Regions from separate parts of the Mus musculus genome. Here all the other regions are linked to region 1. The links are chromatin loops, found by intact Hi-C in ENCODE. Cell type or tissue: left cerebral cortex. All regions are shown on one strand.

Region 1 (8,000 bases):
CCATAAGTTAAAAAGTTTTGAGTTAAAAAACAAATACAACTTTTCTATATTTTTATTTTTTTTAATAAATGTTTTATTGTTCTTAGGAAATGTATACTGTGGTACCAACCCATGGAGCTTTTTTGAGGCTACTGTTAATCTCTTATAATCATAACATTCTGTGTTGAATGTTTTTATTGTTGAACTTACTCTGTAGCCCAGGCTGGCCTTGAACTCACAGACATCCATATAAGAGGCATTTGCTGAGATGAATTTTTAAAATCTACCTTGTATCTTTGAAGAGAGGTTGTATTTTGTAATTAAAGCTCCAGACTGTAAAGGCAGCTCTAGATGTGAAACCCAGCTGTGCCAGCTGTTGCCCACATCAGTTTGGTGAGAAGTCTGTAACCATGAAGATTAGTGGAGACTAGGGCAGCGGACTAGGGACAGAACCAAATGGGCTCACACCAGCTCCTGACACACAGCAAATGCTCAAGAAGTGACACAGTGGCATGTCACTGACAACATTCTTAAATTCTCCAGCTATGGGAATGGGGAACAAACCGGTGACTGCAGGAAGTCAGGGATAGAGGCGAAAGGCAAAGGGAACAAGAGACCTTAGTGGGCATGGAGCATCTGTGTACTGTGATTGTCCTGGAAAGCTCCATAGAGAAAAATGCATAAAAGCTCACATCACTCATACACACAGACACATACACACATATGCCCCCACACACGAACAGATATACCCATATACACACAGGCACACCGTACAAATACACATGTACATATACACACATACCTACATACCTACACACCCAGACATATCCATATATATATAGATACCCTTACACACGTGAGCACACAAATACATACACCATACATATGCATGCACACATACAAGATCCACTCAAACACACACTCACATGCATACACAAACATACAGCCAAACACACACACAAGCACATGTAAAACTGGTAATACTCTTGGTTAGGTCTGTGAACGATACCATGTGAGTCTCACTTTGATAACGTTCAGTAGGCATCTACCATATTACCGCTGGGGAGACAGGCAAGAATTCTGGCCTTATCTGCTCTTTCTCTGTACTTGCAAATTATTTTAGGATTTAAAAGCTATTTAATGTTTCTGCACAGTCTGATTGCTCTACCAATATTCTTTAGTAATATTGTGTATGTCATAGATGTTTTTCAACATTCTATTCAATATATCTTAATTTTATTATTTTTTAATTGGGTATTTATTTCATTTACATTTCCAATGCTATCCCAAAAGTCTCCCACACGCTCCCCCACCCATCCACTCCTACTTCTTGGCCCTGTCATTCCCCTGTACTGAGGCATATAAAGTTTGCATGACCAATGGACCTCTCTTTCCACTGATGGCCAACTAGACCATTATCTGATTCATATGCAGCTAGAGACATGAGCTCCAGGGGGTACTGTTTAGTTCATATTGTTGTTCTACTTATAGGATTGCAGATCCCTTTATCTCCTTGGGTACTTTCTCTAGCTCCTCCATTGGGGGCCCTGTGATTCATCCAATAGCTGACTGTGAGCATTCACTTCTGTGTTTGCTAGGCCCCAGCATAGTCTCACAAGAGACAGCTCTATCTGGGTCCTTTCAGCAAAATCTTGCTAGTGTATGCAATGGTGTCAGCGTTGGGAAGCTGATTATGGGATGGATCCCCGGATATGGCAGTCTCTAGATGATCCATCCTTTCGTCACAGCTCCAAACTTTGTCTCTGTAACTCCTTCCATGGGTGTTTTGTTCCCATTTCTAAGAAGGGGCAAAGTGTCCACACTTTGGTCTTCGTTCTTCTTGAGTTTCATGCATTTAGCAAATTGTATCTTATATCTTGGGTATCCTAAGTTTCTGGGCTAATATCCACTTATCAGTGAGAACATATCATTTGAGTTCTTTTGTGATTGTGTTACCTCACTCAGGATGATGCCCTCCAGGTCCATCCATTTGCCTAGGAATATATCTTAATTTTAAAGTTAGAGAAATATTAGGTTGTCCTTTTGGAAACATCTATTTCAATAGAGTTTAAAAAAATGTTGCCTATACAGAGACTTTGAAGCATAAATTGTAAAATAACATAGTGTGGATTGCTAGTGGCATGCACTAGCTCCTTCTGAGGTTCAGTGGCATCAGAAGCAATGGCCAGAGAAGAATCCAGTCCTGAGTAGCTGATCCAGGAGCAAGAGATGAGAGAGCTGCCTTTCAGCAGCTGGAGCTCTGTGGTCTCAGTGAGTGATTGACATTTCCTGAGCACTCCAGTGAGCACAGCCCCTTGTCTCAGAGTCCACCCACTTAGATGGGGCATCAGAGTCAATTTACAGACCCTAGAATCGCCTAGGAGATGGACCTTTGGGCGTGCCTGTGGGGGAATGTCTTCATGTCATTAATTGCACTGAGAAGGCCCTACACACACACACACACACACACACACACACACACACTGTAGGTGGTACCATTCACATACACACTCACTGTACGTGGCACCATTCACACACACATGCACACACACACACTGCAGGTGACACCATTCATACACACATGCACACATGTACACACACACTGCATGTGGCACCATTCACACACACACACTCACTCACTGTCGGTGGCACTATTCACACACACATGCACACTGTAGGTGGCATTCACACACACACTGTAGGTGGCACCATGCACACACACACATGCACACACACTCACTGTAGGTGGCACTATTCACACACACACACACACACACACACACACACACACACACACACACACACTGTAGGTGGCACCATTCCCTAGCAGCCTGCATTCAAGGGCCCCTCTTTGCTTCCTGAGTGCAGATGTGATCTTAACAGTTGCTTCTAGTTCTTGCCACAGTGGACTGTACCCTGGAAGTGTGAGAAAGAGCAAACGTCTTGTCCATTAAGTTTCTTCTGTAGAGTATTTCATTACAGCAACAGAAAAGAAACTTTGACAGCCAGCACGTAGGGGAGGGAGCTTGTTCTGGAAATCGCCAGTGTGGTCTTCTAGGCTGCAGCTAGAAACCCAAGCCTGAGGACAACAAACTTCCCCAGCAACGCCTGAAGCTGGTCAACAGTGGAGATCTTGAGCTAGGACCATGTGCACGATCCGCAGCAAAGATTTGCTAAGTCTCTACAGCCACCCACAGCCCGGGGCATGGTCTGAATGATTCTTGGGAGCACTTCTGGCCATCACTGAAGGGTAGCAATAGAGGTGTGCCAGTTCCACAGCCTTGGTAACCGTAAAGCTGGTGAATTCTGGGTGTTCCTGGGGGCTTCCGCTCTGACTCCATCCAGAGTTCGCACTATCACTCCCCAAAACCTTTCAATTCTGAGAGGCTCCATTATCTTAAGCTATGCTGTACAATAGAAAAGCTGTGCCCAGGACTGTGCAGAAACAGGGGCACGGTGTTCCAAGGAGTGGCTCTGCCCCCTGGGGCCCAAGGTTGGCCATCACCCAGCCCAGCGTTCTTAGCTCCTTCCAATCTCCATTTGCTCCTGTCAGATAAGGTGGGGTTTTCTTGTCTTGTTTTTTTTTAGCCAGCAAGATTGTGATGAGGATCAAAGCTCTTGGATCCGACAGTGCTTCGCTGACCTAGAAAGAGCACTATGCTCATTAGCAGTATTATTTGAAGGGCTCTAGTAGAGAATGGCCTCCTTTGGCTGAGAACTGGGACAGGACTTCCACGTTTATCAAGGAAAACTAGAAACCTACAATTCAAAGACAGCCAGAGTGGAAATTTACGCTCTCAAGTGGGACCTTAAATCGCACCCCATGAACCACTAGTCACTTGGGGTGAATGAGCTACAAGAAGACAAAGGGGTTCGAGGGAGAACAATTCCAAAACACAGCTGGGCCTGATTTACACTGGGGAAGTGGGGAAGGGGGGGGGGGCAAAATAGCCACTGCTTGTCCTACACTGCCACCTTGTGGCCATTCTCCAGACTACACAAGTAAAACTAGTCTCAAAATGGGAAGCCAAGAGTTGCTAAAACTGGGAAAATCAGCCTAGGATGAATTGGTAATCCCAATTGGTTATCCTATGCCAAGTCATCAGCCATACAAACATACACAGAAGAACAACATTGCTGTGTTTATACGTGTGTGTGTGTGTGTGTGTGTGTGTGTGTGTGTGTGTGTGTAAGAATGATAAAGGAAATAAGATGTTATGAATTTGAGAGTGGCAGGGTATAGGAAGCTTGGACAGAGGAGAGGAAAGAGGAAATGTTGTAAATACAGCACACATCTATGAGAGTAAAAAACAAATAAAATACAAGTAAAGACCAAGCAGAGAGTTGGGAGTGGTGTTCCATGCCTGTAATATCAGCACTGAGGAGCTGAGGCCCAAATATTGCTGTGAGTTTGAGGGCAGGATAAGATAAAAAGTGATAGCTACCTCAAAAACAAGTGGATTGTGAGGAGCGGGTGTGGCAGCAGCTAATTCTTATGACTTGCACCTGACTTCCTCATACACCTGAAAATTGCCATGACCATTGTGAAAGCTGCGCAGGTGCACCATGATGCTGGCGGTGTAAACAAGTCCATATTTGGTGGAGACGCGCCCCTGCCACCCTGATTGGCTGAAGCTGTGTGCCTGGTGAGGTGATGTGGCCTGCCATGAGTGAATGGGGACTGAGAGTATATAAGAGTGAGAGGCCCGGGGTTCAGGGGAGAAAAAGATGAAGCGAGAGATGATGACTGAAGCTTGCTGAATAAACTGCTGTTAGAAGAACTGGTGGTCGTGTCGTTCTTGCTGGTCGAGAGCGGACGCGACAGTGGATGACGGGATACATCTGAAATCCTTAAACGCACTACCATTGCTGGGTCCACATTGGGCCAGGTCTGCCGTGAGTTAAGAAGGGGTAAGCAGAGAACATTATGAGCCAGGCAGAGATGCAGTACTCTTGTGTTAGACATTGTGTATCTTTCTGTGTGACTATGGGTCATGTGTGCCAGGCAGAAATAATAGCAGCATAAGCAGGTGGGGCATTGAATTGTCTCACTGCCATAAAATAAAATAAAAATAAAGAAAATGAAATGAATGTTAAAAGGGCTGAGTTGGGGGGTGCAGCCTCATCTGGTAGGGGTGCTTGCTCTGAAAGCATGCGGTTCAACTTGAGTTCAAATCCCCAGTATCCATGTAAACAGCCTGGCATGGACAACTATTCTTTTAATCCCAGTGTTACATGAGGTGGAGGCAGGAGGATGGCTGGGGTTCTCTGCCTTCCAGCCTAGCTCCATGTTCAGTGACAGTATCAAGATGAAAAGTAATTGGGCCTGGACACCTCATGTCCTCCACATGCACAGATACACACACCCGATCCATATGTGTGTACTACACACACACTCTCTCTCTCTCTCTCTCAAAGAAAGAGACAGACAGGCAGAGAGAGAGACAGACAGACAGAGACAGAGTGATTTAAAAACTAAAAATGGTATGTGAGAAGCCAGCCCAGGGTATTATATAAAAAGAGGAAAGAAAACCAACATGAACCCTATAATGCAACTCTGCCCGTCTCTACCCCAAAAGGAGTTGAGACTATCATGATGTTGGCCCTTCTCTCTTGTGACTCACAGCAGCAGATCTCCACTCTGACCTCCTGGGGTCAATGCATCGTGCATGCCACCACAGGCTCAAAGCAAGAGCGCAGTGATGATGATGGAGCTGTGATCACAGGGCACCAAAACAACTAATTTCTTATCATAAGTTGATCATCTTGCGTGTTTATTACAGTAACAGAAAGCTGACTACCACAAGCTGTCACCCACAGCCCATTCCATCTTTAGATATTTACTGTAAAATCTTCTCTCCAGTCAGGCTGAGCTTGTTTTTTTTTTTGTGTCTCTCACCCATTGGTCATAGCTTTCTCCCTTCAGCTTTGCCAAAGAAGCAGTCAGACAAATGAGGCTATTTGACAAAGACAACCTTTGGGGCAGTGGTTCTCAACCTTCTTAATACTGCAACCCTTTAATACAGTTCCTCATGTTGTGGTGACCCTCCCCCAACCATAAAATTACAAAAATTACTTTTGTTGCTACTTCATAGCTGTAGTGTTGCTACTGTTATGAACCGCAGTGCAAGTAGCTGTGTTTTATGATGGTCTTAGGCAACCCTCTGAAGAGATTGATGAACCCCAAAGGGTTTGCAACCCACAGGTTGAGAACCACTGCTTCAGGGGCTGGGTAAGATTTCTGGAGACAATCATAGCAGTGTAAGGCCACAGCTATAACAGAAATGCCTACCACAAGCATCTGGAAATCGGTCTCAGGCCTTAGAGACTATGTTTGCTTTCTGGCATTTGGTGTTCTTTTCCAAATGATAAAGGAATTGAACTGCAGACTCTTCTTGGCCAGACCACCTTACAACACTTACAATAACAAGTAGCAACATGTTAAAGAGTCCCTTAGGCGTAAAGCTCTCCTGGCTGTGATGGCTGGTAAACCCGGGATTGCCTTCACAAGTTGAAATGCAATGAGCAACCATAGTCTCCAGTGAAAGGGATTTTCACCCATCTTGAAATGCTGTATCCTATAAAATTCAGATCGTTTCTATTTCATAGATACCAGCTTGAGGCTGACCTGTTCTCATGTCTGTATAACCCAAGTGCCCTTGCTCACCAAACACTATGTTGTTCACTGATGTTTATTTGTGAGGCCCACCAAAGGTAGAAACGACAAAACTAGTTAGAATTGGAAAAAAGCATCTACTGGGCTGGGGCCAGCACCACTGTCTCTGTCTCTCCTCCTCTGAGGCAAGAAGCCCTTGGTGAGCTCCTGGGAGGTCCCCAAGGCCAATTGTCTGGCCCCAAGAAGGAATTCAAATCTCAAACCCCTGGACCTCTAGTGTGTGGGAGAAACACAAGAGAAAGAGTTGTGATGCTGGGGCCATTTGTGAGAACTTTACAAGCAGTCTCTGTTGTGAGTTTAATTGTGTCCCTTTCAAAATTCATAGTTTGAGATTTTTATCTGGAGTGTCTGAGAACATGCCACTGTTTCCAAACAGATTTGTTACATAGCAATTAGTGTCACGCTTTTCTTATTGTTGTGACAAGCATACCTAATAAGTTACTTAGGGGAGGAAGGGGTTAGTTAGTTAGATAGTTAGTTAGTTGGTTAGTTAGGTCGCTAGTTAGTTAATTAGTTGATCTAGAACTCCAGCCACTCACATTTCGAGTGAGTCTTCCTGTCTCAATTAACATAATTTAGCTAATTCCTCATAGACTCTCCTAGAAATTTGTCTCCTGGGTGGTTCTAGCTATTGTCAAGTTGATAATCAATAGTAGCTATTTCAGGTCCACCCCTCAACAACTTGACACCCAAGCATGTCATGTGGAAGCCCTACCCTTCCATTTCTTGTCCCCGAAGGCTCAAGGGCATTTCCTAGGGCAAAAGGCATTCTGTTCAACTTTAAGTCCCCATAGCCTTTAGCAGTTCCAACACTGTTTGAAAGTCCAAAGCTCGAGTCTCTTCTGAGATTTAAGGCAATCTCTTAGCTGTAAGTTCTACTTTAGAGAAATCCTATTTGCATAGTTCTGATAGATAACGAATGCACAGAGTAAGCATTCCCGTTCCGAGATGGAGAAATGAGGATGTCACAAAGTTGTACCAGACCACACCAAAATGTCCTGAAGCTCTCTCTATGTTCAGGATTGAAAGCTTGCGATAACATCATCTGCACAGAAAGGAGCTGAGCACGGTCACAGCAAGGACCACTTCTTGACACCACTATTCTGTAGTAGCTACTTTTCTCCTTGCTGTGACCCAATCTTCAACAAAAGGAAAGATAAAGAGAGGTAAGTTTATTTCAGGTCACAGTTCAAGGGAGTATAAACTGTCAAGGTGGTGAAGGCATGGTGGCTGGAGAATAAGGTATCGAACCATATTGTATCCCGCTAGGATATAAAGATATATGAGAGCTGGTTGCCCAGTTGACTTTCTCCTTGTGTGTGTGTGTGTGAGAGAGAGAGAGAGA
Region 2 (8,000 bases), 500 kb before region 1:
TGTGGGTGGTATTTGAGAAATATAATTTATGTGCTGAGACATTGACTTTATGGTATCCTGATAATTTGCAGACAATGGTGATTTTTTTTTTGAAAAAATGAATCAATAGAACCAAAGACATGCTTTCGAATCTACAAGTCAACCTTCCCATCAGTTTTTCTCTTTTCATGGTACACTGATCCTAATCGAATAGAACAAATTTTTGAAACATGTAAACAACTTACCAGACCCATCAGTGCATGAAAAAGTCCACAAGCCAAACAGAGCTCTTTGACTCAATGCAGATGTTTATTGGAACGAATGTGTAGTTTCCCATAAGAATAACAACTTCTTTGACTAATGAATCCCAGGCATGATCATCACTGCTAATACCAGTGCTCGCAGTATAAAATCACAGCTTTCATTATACAAATTAATTTCTCGGGAGGTAGATTTCAGTTGCCTGGAAGACAGGCTTTTTTATGGGCAGCACATTTTAGAGTTGCTTAGGAACTGGCTGGATGTGAAGGTAGTGAGTCGGTTGGCATAAGGTTATGAATTTAGACAAGATAGACTCTATGGCTATACCTTCCTTCTGTGTCTCTAGTTTTAGGTGATCAGGCTTCTTGGACCATAATAGAAACTAGATTTCTGTCTTAGTGTTCTATTGCTGTGAAGAGACAGCTGTGACCACACAACTCTTACAAAAAAAAAAAAAAGCATTTAAATGGGGCTGGCTTACAGTTTCAGAGGTTTTGCCCATTTTTATCATGGCAAGAGCATGGTGGCATGCAGGCAAACATGGTGCTGGAGAATTGGCCAAAACTCCTACATCTTTATCCACAGGCAGCAGGAAGAGAGCCCCTGAGCCTGGTTTGGGCTTTTGAAAACCTCAAAGCCCACTTCCAGTGGCACATTTCCTCCACAAGGCCACTCCACTCCTGTACGGTGACATCTGATCTTTTCAAATATCAACACTCTCTAGTGACCAAGCATACAAATATGTGAGCCTGTGGGGGCCATTCTTACTCAAACCATGAGTAAGAATGGTTTGAGTACACATCATGTCACAGGCATTTATAGGACAAGGTTCAAGTTCCATGGTATATTTAGTTATTTTTCTCAAGATGAAGTCATAATTTGGAGGATAAATAGAATAAATTGTGCCCAGCCAGAAGTTGGTATCTGCATGGGAAACCTGAAGCTTTTAAAGCGCTGGTGTTCTGATAAGGATAAATACGCTATTTTAGTTCTGGATGAAGAATTTTGGAGAAAGGCCTGTTTAGATGTTGGTTCTCATGTTGAATGCTGGTTTTCTGGAAATATCATTACTATGGGAGGGGCTGGTGGTATCTGAGTGGATGCAGACTCCTGTTTTTTTAGAAGAGTTTCCTTGGCCTCACTTGCAGAAATGCTCACTTTCTGAAGGTCATCACCCTCTAGGCTGATTCTTGGCGTTCCCCTCCTTAAATTATGTACAAAATTGGGCTTTTTTTCTATCTCCATGCCTCTCTAAAATAGACTTGTCAGGGGTCATCCCCATATAGAAGTCACATGTGTGTCACAGTTCCACCAGGAATGTCTGGAAGCCATGACCCATATGTTTCTCACTGCAGCAGGCCACAGCAGCAGTCACTATGACCTGTATAACAGACTGCTCAGCAAGAGCTGTGGAGGGGCAGGCGCATTGCCTCCAAGCAGTTTCAAAACTGCATCAAAAGTCTTCATCAGGAACTAAAATAGAGTAGCAGCTTCCTTGAGAAGTATCTGATTGTTGGGTCCCGGCCATCTCTTCGAATAGTAGTCAAGCGTGTAGGAATAGAGTGACATGCTCAGAGGGGTAGTGGGGCAAAGTGTTGTCCCTGAGTGTGGAGCCTTGGGCTTAATACCCACAAGCCCTCATTCCTCACTGTCTACCTCACTTACCAGAGATTTTTATGGAAACTAGCAGCAGCAATACAGGTCGAGGGTCAAAGTCTTCTATGAAGAACAATTCTCATACACAGAAATTCAGGGTTGGGCTTCTGTTTGTTTAAAAATCTTGTCTTGGATAAGGTTTCTAAAAACTTATTCAAACACAGTGTTCTCAGTTTGGTGAGACAAAGCGACAGGAATCAGAGAAATGGCAACCTAAGCTCAGCTGGGATGCAGAGAGCGGGATGCGGAGAGCGAGAAGGAGAGAGTGAGTGTGTGTGTGTGTGAGAGAGAGAGAGAGAGAGAGAGAGAGAGAGAGAGAGAGAGAGAGAGGAGCCTGCCAGGGCCTGCCTTCTGCTGCCCATGCTTAGAGGCGAGAAGGGGGATGGGGCTCAGGAAAGCCACTCTATTTAGAGCAAGGGGAAGATCTTTGGCTGCACTTGAGTATGGTGGATCACTGTGGGAATTTTAGGGACAGCAGGAAAATTTTGTCTTTTGAACCTAATGAACATTTTTCTTTTGAATTACTCTGAATCTAACTCATCACAGGGGACACGACTCCCTTGGATTCTAGAATGTCAGGGCTGATAAGTACCTTCAAAACAAGAAGAAAAGACTTGTAGTGAGGGTCCCATGAGAGACAAGGGTTGATAAGACTTCACAACCCCCATTTCCTCTCAGCCTCGCTTCTCTTACCATTTGGTACTTAGCTCAAGTGCCGAACGACATTGCTGGCTGTGTAACTGGGGTCACGTCATAGGGCTGAGAATTGTATTTTGTTTGCATTTTTATGGGGAATGGGGCTGGGCTTAGGAGGATGGCATTTAGTGAAAAAGCTTAGACTTTTGGGGACAGATTAAAGCAAGGGCTGAGGGTGGTGGAGGGGTGGCACTAATCATCCCTAAGACCCTATCAAGAGTTTATAAGGGACCTCCACCTGCCTCGTGGACACAGACGCCTTTTGCTAAGTCACAGTTTTTAGAAAACATAGTTTAGGTCAAACACTAGGCTAAGTACTATGTATGTATTAACTTTCTCCTCAGCACGGTTTTGTGAGGTAGATAAGGTCTGACCACTTGCTTCTCATGGTTGAAGAACAGACCCAAAGAGGCAGTCAGCTGTCCATCATTACAAAAATTTTGAGTGATGGAGCCTGGATCCAGCCTGGCTGGCTTTGCTACTCTGCCTCTATAAAGACCAGGGAAAGGTGGTTCAACGAATCCCAGTATCACCCAGGAATGAGCAGTGAAGACTGAGGACCAGGGAGGAAAGGTTGCTTGCATTCACTGATCTTCTGTTGGTGACTGACCATACAGCAGGTGTTGGGCTGGGATTCGAACTCAGTTCCTCACCCCAGTGATCCTCTGGATCCAGTCCTTGTTGGGATAGATGTAAGAATAGACTCCATAGCGATCTTTCTTCCCGCAATCTTCACCCCAGGACACCACGCCCACCAGGTACCATTGGTCTCTCTCTGCATCTTTGGTCACCATAGGGCCTCCAGAGTCACCAGCACAGGCATCTTTCCCCCCTAGACGAAAGGGAGATACAGATAAAATAAATAGAAAGCCCCTTTCCCAGCACAAACCTGTGTCTGACTTGTAGTTCAGACAATTAGCCACTGGAGGGTGCAGCAGACCATTGGATCCAAAGCTGTGCTCTATAGGTCAGGCAAGATGATGTCAGAAAGGGCTGGTTCAGGAAGGGATGGCAAAAGTTCTATATTCCCCCACCTCTTCTCTCCCCTCTCCCTCTGTTCTCCCATTCCCATCTCCGCTGTCTGTGTCCACCCCAGGTTCACAGTGTGTGTATAGCTGTTGGGTTCTTCTCTTACCTTCCTTTTCTCCGGCACAGATCATGTCCTTGGTCACTTTCTTCTTCAATGGGGTATAGGCCTCCTGGCAGGTGTCAGAGTTTACAATTGGGATTTCAATCTGAAACACAAAGCTGTGGTTGGTTCTCACACCTCGCTTAGGAGCCCTTGCTGCTCTGACAGCTCTGAGCGGGCTGCCAGAGGCCTTACATGTGGCTTCAGGAATTGCCGCGTGGTACATGGAAAGGCATGGCTGAATGGAGAACTGGAGACTCATTTTCTGCTACAGCCTCAGCTACAGACTTGCTGTAGGTACAGACCCTGGTAAAGCAGCTTTGCCAGAGTGAGATTCACTTATTTTGTCTGTAATATGGAGACAATACTTGCCTAGGATATACCAGCTTTAAATATGACAGCATATAGAAACACCGTGTCGGTTTGTATATGCCTCCTTCATCTCTGCTCTGGAAGCTGGTGCATGTGACTTTAAGAAAGAGAGATCTTTCTTAGAGCACTGAGACTCCCATACCTTATCTTAAAGATGGAATTCACAGTTCTTTGACAAACTAATCATAAACAGTTTCTCAATGGAAATGGATGATCAAGATGCTAAGTTCTGTATACTAGGTATCTTTGAAAAGTAAGAATGTTATTTTTTTACACTATGTGGTTTTGCCTGCATGTATGTTTGTGTGCCACATGCATAATGGGTACCTGTGGAGGACAGAAGAGGACATTAGATTCTCTGGAACTGCACTTACAGACAGCTGTGAGGCAACAGGTAGGTATTGGGTATTGGGAATTGAACCTGGGTTCTCTGCAAGAGTAACAAATATCTTTTACAGATGTTTCATCTGTCCATTGCCTAAATGCTAGGTCCTGAGACAGCCTACCACACTGGCTCTGTAGCCAATTCTCATTTATTACTTTCCCTCACTATAAGAACTGAATGGAACATTTCCCCTTAGCACACACCCTCTGTTGGTTCTTGTTACAAGGGTACATCTAACATCTAACATCTAACATCTAACATCTAACATCTAACATCTAACATATAACATATAACATATAACATATAACATAACACTGTCTCCAACAGGAACATGAAGATTCTCCTTGGGATGGCCCTCCTAGGAAAGTGGGGACAGGAAGGCATGTCATGAGGACATGCTGTCAGCATGTGCTGGCGTCACTGACTAACTACTATTCATCCTTTGGGAGGCCATCTTGAACCTTTTGCCCCCTTTTCCCTGGCAAATCTTGTAGCTAGTTCACAGGAGACAGCATGTAACCACTTGGAAGCTCACGGGTGAAACAATGGATGATTGCTACACAGTCAAAATTTTAAACTGTGATGAGATAACATATGTACAAGGATTTAAATATGGTGAAGAGTTTAGAACACAGGCCCATAATAGAACCCAGGAAAGTAAGAGCCAGGCAGTTTTTAGAAGAAATTTAGGAAGTTTGATGCTATCTCTAGTCCCCTTCACCTAGAAGTGTACAATGACTCAGGGACTGAGGATGTTGCTCGGGCCCCAGACTTGGAGCCATGGCTCCTTAGGTCAAGTTCAGGATTCATTTCTGAAATCATAGGAGGGTGGCTTTCAAATGCAGTGGTCAAGTTCACTTCTGCAGGGACTGTGCTTCTTGGAGCCTGGCCTGTTCTTGCTAATTTGGTATGCAGTCTTCGTGGTGTGCAGATGAATCACGAGCCTGCTGGGTACCCGCACTCGCTGTGTTCTGGGAGAGTTTCTGTATTCTGAGGTTTTTACTCTATGCCAGACACATAGAGTGGTATTTTGAGGCTGGAGCCCATGACCAGTTAAACAAACATATCAAACTTTCTGTGACTTTGAGTCCCATTAAATTTTCAAGTTGAGTTTGGCCCCCATCTTTTATCATTTCCTTCCTCCCGGCCTCTAAATCCTAGAGCAGGCAGTATACAGCAGGAGGCCCAACGCGTGGCCAGGAAATGATTGCTTGCAGGATATAAATTATACCTCACCTCCATCAGGTTCTCTGGAAACCTCTGTAAGAACTGCTTCCCCCAGCCACTGACGATGACCATGGTTCCTGTTGGACACAGTATGAGGAGAGAGTGAGAGAGGCTGAGGTGAGGGTGCTGAAGATTGCCCTGCCAAGGGCATCATCCTCTGCTGGAGGAGAAAGGGCTGAAATGGCTCCCTCGGAGGGAGAGGGTGGGAGTGCTGCTGAGGTGGAGGGCATTGCTTCTGTGATGGGTTACCTGGTTTCTTGGTTGATCTACCTCAACCTCCTGGCAGCTGGCAAGGCGCTGAGGCTGTGTGAGAGCTGTAATCTCACACATCCTGTTCCCCATGTCTACAGTATTGTTAGGGTGTAGGAAGGAGGTGCCTGGGCAGAGGCTATGAATAAGCAAGGAGCCCAGCATAGAGAGCAACAGGTCAGGCAACATTTTCTCCCCTTGCATCAATTTAAGCCTCAGACTCCATATCTGTGAAACAAAGAGGTAGGACTTGGTAATCCCTAAAACTAGCCATGACATCCTATAAGTTTATGAAATCTCAGATGTGGGGACAATGTGAATCCGGGCTAAGGGTAGAGAAGTCATTGTATTCTTATTTAATAAGGAGGCTTGGATGCAGAAAACATGGCTACATTTAAGTTCTGAGACCATTAACTGTGCTTCCACACCTGCTCCTAAGACATGATGTGCCTCAGCTTTTCTCTTTTCCTTCCTTCCTTCCTTCCTTCCTTCCTTCCTTCCTTCCTTTCCTTCCTTCTTTTCCTTCCTTTCTCCTTCCCTCCCTCTCTTCCTCCCTCCCTCCCTCCTTCCTTCCTCCCTCCTTCCTCCCTTCCTTCCTTCCTTTCTCCTTCCCTCCTTCCCTTCTTTCCTCCCCTCCTTTCTTTCTTTTTTCTCTCTTTCTTCCTTTCTCACTTTCTTTTTTGCATTTTATTAGTTCATTTTATATTTTTATAATGTATTTTGATCATATTCATCATCTCTCTCCCATCTCTTTCTCCCAGATCTATCCACTCCTTCCCTGCTCACTCAACTTTGTGACTTTTCTCCTTTATTTTATTTTATTTTATTTTATTTTATTTTATTTTATCTTTTTCCTTTCCTTTCCTTCGCCTTCCTTTTTCTTTCTTCCTTCCCTTCCTTCCTTTCTTAAACCCTACAGATCTAATCTGTTTAGCCTGTGTTACTATTGGGCATGCGGCCTTTCACTGGAGTGTGGTTAGCCCTCCAGAGGCGGCACCTTTAAATTAAACTGACTCACCTTTTCACAAAAGCTCTCAATTGCCAATATCTCTTCAGTTAGGGTGAGACTTTGTGCCTATCTCCCTTCCCCATGATGGGATTTTGTCTGGCTTGGGCTTGCAAAGGTCTTATGCGTAGTATCACATGTGCGCAGTTGCTCAGTTATGTCCAGAAGAGAGCCTCCCTGTAGGCATCCATCACTTTCTGCCTGCCTCTTCCGCAGAGATCCCTGAACCCTGGCCTGCCAGGGGTATGACACAGATATCTCATTTAGGCCTGAGCAGTCTTATTCTCTGCAACTTGACCAGTGTGGGTCTTTGGGTTAATCTCTATCTTCTGAAGAAAGATGTTTTTCTAGCTTGAGTTGAGAGGTGCAGTAATCTATGGGCATAGCAGTAAGCCACTCCGAAAATGTCCTTCAAGGCTTCTAGGAGGCATAAATAAGTTAGTGAGGGCCAGGAGCTGGAACATGTGAAGTACACAGTGCCTGATTAATCAGAGCCACACAGTTCCTGCCAGCTCACTTCTCTTAAGCATTTCTCAGATTCTGGCTTTTTTATTTTTTTATTTGACATCTTTAATCCTCAGGAAATGAGTGAGGATATGACACACTGAATTCCAAGGAAAAGGAGGCCAGCTGGCCTGGGTTGGCCTCCTGCCCTTAGCTAGACATGTTCTGATTATGGTATTTCATTTTAATAACACAGGCAGCCTGATGGGGCTTTGCGTCCAGTTGAGAGGTGAAGGACTTAAGCTTACTGAGCCTGGTGGCATCCTCAAGATGACTCACCAGGAAAGCCAGCACGATAATTCGAACTGTGCTGGTGATCAACTACTGTCCCTTAGCTACAGCTTGTCCTGCCACCGTTTATTGGGTGTGTAGGGCTGGGCCTTGAAGCTTGAACCCAGAGCATACAAGGCAAGCGATTGCAGGACTCTGTTGCCAGCCTGAGCCACCCCCAGCCATGCTTCTCTCTGTGTGCTACTCTGTCATGCTGGGGGTGACAACTCAACTAATGGGATTTTCAGGAAAGGGGGACACTTTCT
Region 3 (8,000 bases), 400 kb before region 1:
GTTTTGGTTCATAATTTCAGAGAAATCTCAGTCCATCTAGGTGGGGAGGCCTGGCAGGGGCATGTGGCTCTGTATATGGTAGGAGGGTGACTGCCTTACAGAGTAGTACCAGGAAATATACAGGGTACACACATATACCCACATAGACAGCCAGACACAGCCATACACACATACATACAGGAGAGAGAGGCAGAAAGCGACAGAGAGAGACTGACACACAGACAGACACACACGGAGAGAGAGGCAGAGAGAGACAGAGAGAGATAGACACACTCACACAGAGACACAGAGACAGAGATGGACACACAGACACAGAGATATACAGAGAGACAGAGACACACACACGGAGACAGACACACAGACACAGAAAAAGAAAGAGACACACAGAGAGAGACAGACACACAGAGAAAGACACACCCACCCACAGACACAGAGAAACAGAGACACACACATGGAGACAGACAGACACACAGACACAGAAAAAGAAAGAGACACACAGAGAGAGACAGACACACAGAGAAAGACACACCCACCCACAGACACAGAGAAACAGAGACACACACATGGAGACAGACAGACACACAGACACAGAGAAAAAGGAAAAGACACATAGAGACAGAGAAGACTTCAAAGGCCCTCCCTATTGACTGCTTTGTGCCAGCCAAGCTCCTGAATGCTCTCTACGATTCACAATAGTGTCACAGTCTGGGAACCCAGAGCACACCACATGAGCCTTTGGAGGATCTCTCGTTCTCAAACCACAACAGAGGCCGCCGTCCACCGATGCTGCAGTTGTTTGGCTGCTATTATTGAACCCCAGTCAACCCTCTTGCTCTTGCACTTTGAACCCAACAGCATCATTTACTTTTGTATAGTTGAAGCCAGCGTGTAGCCCATCTCCACTCTAGATGCCCAGCGTCTTTGAGTCTGTGCTCAGTTGTTATTTCATCAAGCTCTGGATCAACTGAAATCTCACCAGGTCAGCTTCTGCCATATGGCCGTTCTCAGCGTCCCTACCTTTACTTAACCTTTGGATTGGCTTGTGCGTCTACTTTTCCTCTTGCATACTTGCTCACTGAAGGAGGACCCTCCCCCTTGGGTTCAGGGTCCCTCTCCCAGCCCCAGCCTAGGGTAGCCTCGTCCTCTCTGCCCTCTGCAGACACTGATGTGGCTGCCCGTTCTCACGGCACAGAGACTTCAGTTTTCCTGACACAAATGCATCATCCTTCTCTGTCGCCATGTGTCCCCTTCCAGCTGTCCTGCAGTCTCCCCCCACATTCTTCCTCAGTGGAGTCTCTGGAACAGCAGTTCCCAGCCTTCCTAATGCTGTGTGTGACCCATTAATACAAGCCTTCATATTGGGGTGACCCCAACCATAAAATTATTTTTGTTGCTACTTCATAACTGTAATTTTGATATTTATGACTCATAATGTAAATATCTGTATTTTCTGATGGTTGCAGGGGAACCCTGTGAAAGGGTCATTCAATACCCCTAGGGGGCGCAACCCGCAGGTTGAGAACCACTGCTCTTGACAGAGTACTTCTCCCACCTTGATGGTGTGTACCCTCTGCTCCCTGTTTTTTGTCCCAGACATCCTGAAGGTGCCTGAGTGTCTAAGCCTGCCCAGTCAGGCTCTCTTTTGTTCATGCCTCACTTAACCGTATCTAGTTGCACCTCACTTAACCGTATTGTTGGCTCTGCTTTTGTGTTTTTCAGAGTGCCTCTTTACGTGTTTGCTTCCTTTCTTCTGCTCCTACTTCTTGCGTGCCCCTTCTATGCCACACCTTTTCTTTTTTTCTTTTTTCTTGTTTTTCGAGACAGGGTTTCTCTGTATAGCTTTAACTGTCCTGGAACTCACTTTGTAGGCCAGGCTGGCCTGGAACTCAGAAATCTGCCTGTCTCTGCCTCCCGAGTGCTGGGATTAAAGGCACGTGCCACCTTGCTCGGCTGCCACACCATTTCTGCCCGTCTCTCTTCATCACTTCCTTCCGATGTTCTTCAGTATGGCTCAGGAACCACCCAGATAGCTTGCTACCCGCTGAACTGACAGGCCAGAGATCTGCACCGTGGATGGCCTCTCCTGGGATTCCGTGCCATTTCCTGGGACTGTGTTCTTTAATGTTTCTCAGCCTACCACACCCTCTGCTGGATCTCTCAAGACTCATGTCGTCCCTAGATAGGCATACATAGCCTGTTGTGATTTGGCTCTTGTGAAGTTCTTAGACTGGCTCTCAGAGTGCTCTATAACGCAGACGTCTACCCTAAACACACACACACACGCACACGCACACGCACACGCACACGCACACGCACACGCACACGCACACGCACACGCACACGCACACGCACACGCACACGCACACGCACACGCACACACACACACACAAACCCTGAGGCTAACACTTCTGGGCATGGCAGTTCCTTTTCACCAAAATGCTTTACACTAAAACCCTTGTAAACTCACCTTTATGTGGTGACGCATGCTTGTAACCGCAGCACTTGGTAGGCTAAGTTGGGGAGAAATGCCATAGTTTCAGTCCATCCTAGACTGAGACCTTACCAATGAGGCCTCAATACACCAAAAACCGGAAAGCAAGCAAAGGGTGAGACCAACACCCCCAAAGGCATCACCTTCAATCTTGGACGCCATATTGAGCTTTACAGTTCAAAGCTTTTAAGGTGCCCCTGTGTAAGCCACACCCTCAGCTCTGTGGTTAGCGAGGTACTAGCTGGGCTCAGGTTTGAGTGTGAGCTCAGCACACAGGACCACAGCCTGCTCTCCCCAGGATCCAGAAAACAGTCAGACAGTTGGTCGCGCAGACAGATATGACGGGACACTGTTGGCTTCAATCTGGGCTGCACAGTTCCGTGGATGAGGTGATCTCTCACATATGCAGGGGCGCCACAGGGTGAGCCCTGAATATAGTGTGTGAGCAGGACTTTCAGGAGACTAGAAAGTCAAGATGATCACTTTGAGTAAAGGAGGCTGCTTAGAGGGAAATTCCCAGTGGCGGCAGAGAAGTCGCCCTTGTCCCATCTGTACTTTGGATGGGATATTGCTGGCACAGGGAGAAGGTAAAGTATGGGGAGTCACAGGGAGGCACTGCCCAGAACTGGACAGAGCTGGGCAGTGAGAAAGGAGGCCTGGCCCTGTCTCTGTCACCATTTTAAAAGATTACAAAGTCCCTGGGTGCCAATACACAGGCTAGCAGAAATGAGTGGGGTTAAGAACTGGCACAAATTGCAAATTGCCCTTTCTAACTCAGTGAAGAATTGAGTTGGAATTTCGATGGGGTTGCATTGAATCTGTAGATTGTGTTAGGCAGGATAGCCATTTTCTTTTACTATATTAATCCTGCCAATCCGTGAGCATGGGAGATCTTTCCATTTTCTGAGATCTTCAATTTCTTTCTTCAGAGACTTGAAGTTCTTGTCATACAGATCTTTCACTTCCTTAGTGTCACACCAAGGGGTCCATCCCATAATTAGCCACCAAACGCAGACACTATTGCATATGATAGCAAGATTTTGCTGAAGGGACCCTGATATAGCTGTCTCTTGTGAGGCTATGCCAGTGCCTGGCAAATACAGAAGTGGATGCTCACAGTCATCTATAGGATGGAACACAGGGCCCCCAATGGAGGAGCTAGAGAAAATACCCAAGAGCTGAAGGAGTCTGCAACCCTATAGGTGAAACAACAATATGAACTAATCAGTACCCCCAGAGCTCGTGTCTCCAGCTGCAGATGTAGCAGAAGATGGCCTAGTCGGCCATCATTGGGAAGAGAGGCCCCTTGGTCTTGCAAACTTTATATACCCCAGTACAGGGGAACACCAGGGGCAAGAAGTGGGAGTGAGTGGGTAGGGGAGCAGGGTGGGGGGAAGGTATAGGGGACTTTTGGGATACCATTTGAAATGTAAATGAAGAAAATATCTAATAAAAAAATTTTTTTAAATCCCCTAAAAAAAAAAAAAAAAAAAAAGAACTGGCACAAATCTGTTGTGAAGGGTGCAGTGACATGTTGTGGCCACCAGGTGACACTAGAGGATTTCCTTCGGCACAAAGCAGGGCTTGTCTATGCGTTCCCAAGTGCCACGGGTGTAGCACCTAATCTCTAAAGAAGGCAATTCAGAGATTTTGAGAAAATACTCATTTTGAAGGATGCAATGAAGCTATTCATTAGTTGTCTTTGAATATGCAAATTTAAAAATCAGCCCCTTCCACACTTTCAAAAGGTTTAGAGGTTGTCTCTGTACTCCCAGCGGCTTTGGCTCAGACTTCATATCCGGGACACAGGCAAGGAAATGTTCTGAGCTGGTCCTAGTGGGATCTCTTGCGTACCCCTTGTTCTAGAGGACGGATATGGATGGCAAGAAGCGGCATGGCTTAGTACAAATAAATGTCCCCTCTTCCTGGGCTCAGAGCAAGGGTAGGACATGGAAAAGGAATTGTAAACTATTGTCAGTCTGGGTTTGAGAACCCTCTCTGACAATCCGGTGAATGTCACAGACTCTCCCTTCCAGAATGTTCTGTATTACCATGCTCTTTTAGTAGCTCCTGAGACACATTGTGTAGCCACATATGATTTCTCTCAGCTGTAAATACCTAATATTTGACAGTCACACTGTGATAGCTACGCGCCTCGGCAGCTTCCCCGTTTGTAACGAGAGTAGACTGCGCTGTCTAAGGAGAAGCTGCGGAGGTGAAGAGTCCCACCGTTGCCTCGGTGGTACCCAGGAGGTCGCCGATTTTAATCGAGCATTCCTAGGAGGCTGCCAGCCCTGAAAAGATGCTGAAGCTTGAAGCTGTGCTGCAGCGTCATAATCTTTAGCCAGCAGCTGCCTCATGGAGTGGTACCCAGCCTGCACCGGAAGGGTGCAGCTTCTTGTCAGCTATGCAACGCTGTCTGTCTTATGACTCCCTCTGCCAGGATGCTCCAGGCACGGTGCCTGCTCCTCTCTGTTTCATATTGCTGCTCCATACATGCATGCCTGAGGGATTCCCTGCACCCAGAGCCAGAATCAGTATAGACCAAAGGACGGAGCAATGACCTTGGAAATAGGAGCCTCTGTTTGGTTCTGGCTGCCATTTACTAAGCACAGGACTGGCCTCAAGTATGAAATGGGAATAATAACTCTTCTTTTTTGTCTTACTCAGTTTCTTTTTTTTCCCTCCTCCCACCCCCCTTTCCTTTCGCTCCGGCCCTGCTTGCTCCTACCCCGCTCACTCCCACCCATAGGTTATTAATTAATTAGTTAATTAATTAATTAAATTTGTTTCTCATTAAGGATGGTTGTGAGCCAACCATGCAGTTGCTGGGATCTGAACTCATGACCTCCGGAAGAGCAGTCAGTGCTCTTAACCACTGAGCCATCTCACCAGCCCTTCAGTTTCTTTTTAAGTACCCTACAGATTATTTGTTTTCTTTAACACAATTGATTAATTAGGACATTGGGAAAGAGAACTTAATTCTAAAATGGGGAAAGTAAGTTGGAAAATCAGCTATGCAATGTGGGATTGAATTTGAAAGATGGGTGTTTGAGCAATAGAAGCACAGTACGAGCTCTGGGTCCTTCACCTCCTCCAGCCATCTGGTATCCTGCTGCCTCAGCATCTCTGACACCAGTGCCCTACCTGGCTGCATAATATGGTCACCAGATCTTATCTTCCTGGTCACTCAGGCCCAGGCTGTCTGGGACAAGTTCTAGCTAATGTATGACTAAGCCTTTTTCCTCTTGAATCCCTCCTGCCCAGTTCAAGTGTTTGCTGTGTGTTGATTTCCTAGCCTTCTTAGCGTTCATTCCTATACTCATTCCCTAGTAGCAACTGTGTAGGAAACACGATAGTTTCCCAGGCCTCCACGGGACACTTCAGGTCTGACTGGCAAGCTTGTGCCAGATCATCATCAAACTCAGTCCCAGCAAAAGCTTTCAGAGCGGCCGTTGTCTCCCTTGGGTCTCTGCCACCAGGGCTGAGCCAGGCTGCTGGACAGATATCAGGGGTGTGTGGGAGAGAGCTGACCAGAGTTACCAGAAACCTGCAAGTTGACCATGTATAGATGTAAAGTCAGGGTTGGCCAAGTTCTACTCAGAGTTGGACAGAATCACCCAGCTGACTTGGAAAAAGCCATAAGTGACCAATTAAAGGATGCGTGACTTGTTATGCAGCACATCTTAGCTGCTATAACTGTGTCACTCAAGACACTTTCAGACAGCGTTAGACTACGGCAACGGTAATTTATGGGCCATTCATTGCAACCTGCTAGCTTGCAAGGTATGTTCTTCCATTTAAAGCTCTATCCTGTTGTCAAAATAAACTGAATTATGACCTGAAGAGGTTAGAGAACCATTGTGCTACTTTGTTGATGAAGAGACTGTGACATGGAGAGGTGATGTGACTTGTCAAGAAAGACTCAGTGGCAGTTTCAACCTGGGAAACCAAGTCTCTAGACTTGGCGTGAGCCTCTCCCCCTGCATGGGCAGTCCACCTGGCCAGCTTGTCATTCTCACACCGGAGTCCCTTCAGATAGGAGCTACTCCATTTTCACTGAAGAACAGTCCGAGGGTCAGATGCCTCCCTTCAAGTGTGAAGATTGACTAGTGTGGGTCCTTCAGAGCATTTGGTTTTCTTGGGCTGTTTCAACTACTGCTTTCAATGAAGAATGGTGGGGGGTCCCCAGTGACACCTTTAGAAAACTCTGCCTTCCCCCATGGCTCAGTCCCCTCTTCTTCCCTTGATTGGACTGAGAGACGGACCTAGATGGCTCCCTTTCTGAGAGGTAGGTGGATGCTTGTGTTCTGACACAGCTGCCCTTCGTGATGCCACTGGTGCCATCTGCCCACAGAAGCCTCCCAGATCTTCCTAGGTCACCCACATTTCTAGTTTGAAATGTGAATACCAGGTTTTAAAGAAGGTAAACGGGGAAGGGATGATGGTGCTATTATGAACCCAATAGTCTTGACTGCACTTTGCTAGCGACAGCCTCCAGCCTGTTGAAAACTGTAGCACAGCTCCCTAGTGAGAGGTCAGAGGGCCATCCTTTTGACACCAGCTGAGGCCCTGTCTCTCTCCTGGCAGTCCCTGGACTGTCTGGAGTCTCCTGGGTACACTAGTCAGGCTTCCACACTGCACACGCTCCTTTCTACAGTGTGCTGAGCCCCTCCCCGCCAACCTAGATGAGGTTTTCTTTGGCTCATGCTGCTTCATCCATTCCTGAACTTTCATCATTGAGATGAAAATAGTGTCAGGCCCTGGGAGACCCCAAATTTATAGTTCCCATTCTTAACCCCTTTTCTGTTTCAAGAAAAGTGCCCCCTTTTGGGCATGCCTCAGTGGCCAGGAATCCTCCTGCACAAAGGGCTCCATCACACCCCTCATGCTTATGAGTGTAAGGGACCATCATGATCTTCACTTAAACAGCTTACATCGCCTCAGCCACATGGTGCCAGACACCACCAGTGTGCCAAGGTCAAGGATCCTTTTCCTATCTCATCTAAGTGCTTTTAGCTTTTCCAGGAGTTTAGGCCGAAAACTGTAGTGTTGTGTGGGAAACCCAAGTCTCCCTCACATCAGAAAATATTAATGGACTCTCCTTTAAGATGTATCTAGGGGCTGGTGAGATGGCTCAGTGGTTAAGAGTGCCGACTGCTCTTCCAAAGGTCCCGAGTTCAAATCCCAGCAACCATATGGTGGCTCACAACCATCTGTAACGAAATCTGATGCCCTCTTCTGGAGTGTCTGAAGACAGCTACAGTGTACTTACATATAAGAAATAAATGAATCTTTAAAAAAAAAAGATGTATCTAGACTCCAACCATTTCTTACCTTCACCATCACCCCTCATGTTGGGGTGTCTGCCGGTGCTCCTTAGCCTTCCTCATTCTTATCCTCAACTTCTAAATCCAGATTTAAAAATTACAGACAAAAACTTTATGTAAAACAGCATTACCATTAGGCCAGTTTTCTAGCCTCCAAATATTAAACATGGTTTGTATTC

The links. Hi-C counts contacts between places; a loop is a spot of excess contacts. Peaks named below come from ENCODE experiments on the same cell type or tissue, not always from the same donor. Only the 100,000 strongest peaks of a DNase experiment are listed, where the experiment ranks them.
Region 2: it touches region 1 in a loop (8-fold over the local background); 22 of 42 quality-filtered maps call a loop at or near these places.
Region 3: a loop joins it to region 1, with 10 times the contacts of the local background. A loop is called at or near these places in 24 of 42 quality-filtered maps.

The regions. Positions count from the first base shown.
Region 1 is chr16:23,949,945-23,957,944 of GRCm38, forward strand. No RefSeq gene overlaps it. Among named protein-coding and RNA genes, the nearest start is that of Rtp2, 23 kb to the left of the region's middle. In left cerebral cortex, a CTCF peak has its summit at 3,970 (motif pointing left); DNase peaks (open chromatin) are centred at 3,089, 3,710 and 3,932; H3K27ac peaks cover 629 bases.
Region 2 is chr16:23,449,149-23,457,148 of GRCm38, forward strand. It overlaps a transcript of Masp1 not described here. Among named protein-coding and RNA genes, the nearest start is that of Rtp1, 24 kb to the left of the region's middle. In left cerebral cortex, a CTCF peak has its summit at 3,511 (motif pointing right); DNase peaks (open chromatin) are centred at 3,524 and 5,410.
Region 3 is chr16:23,546,485-23,554,484 of GRCm38, forward strand. It overlaps a transcript of Rtp4 not described here. Among named protein-coding and RNA genes, the nearest start is that of Masp1, 30 kb to the left of the region's middle. In left cerebral cortex, CTCF peaks have their summits at 1,479 (motif pointing right), 2,156, 4,037 (motif pointing right) and 4,860; DNase peaks (open chromatin) are centred at 2,087, 4,062 and 4,863.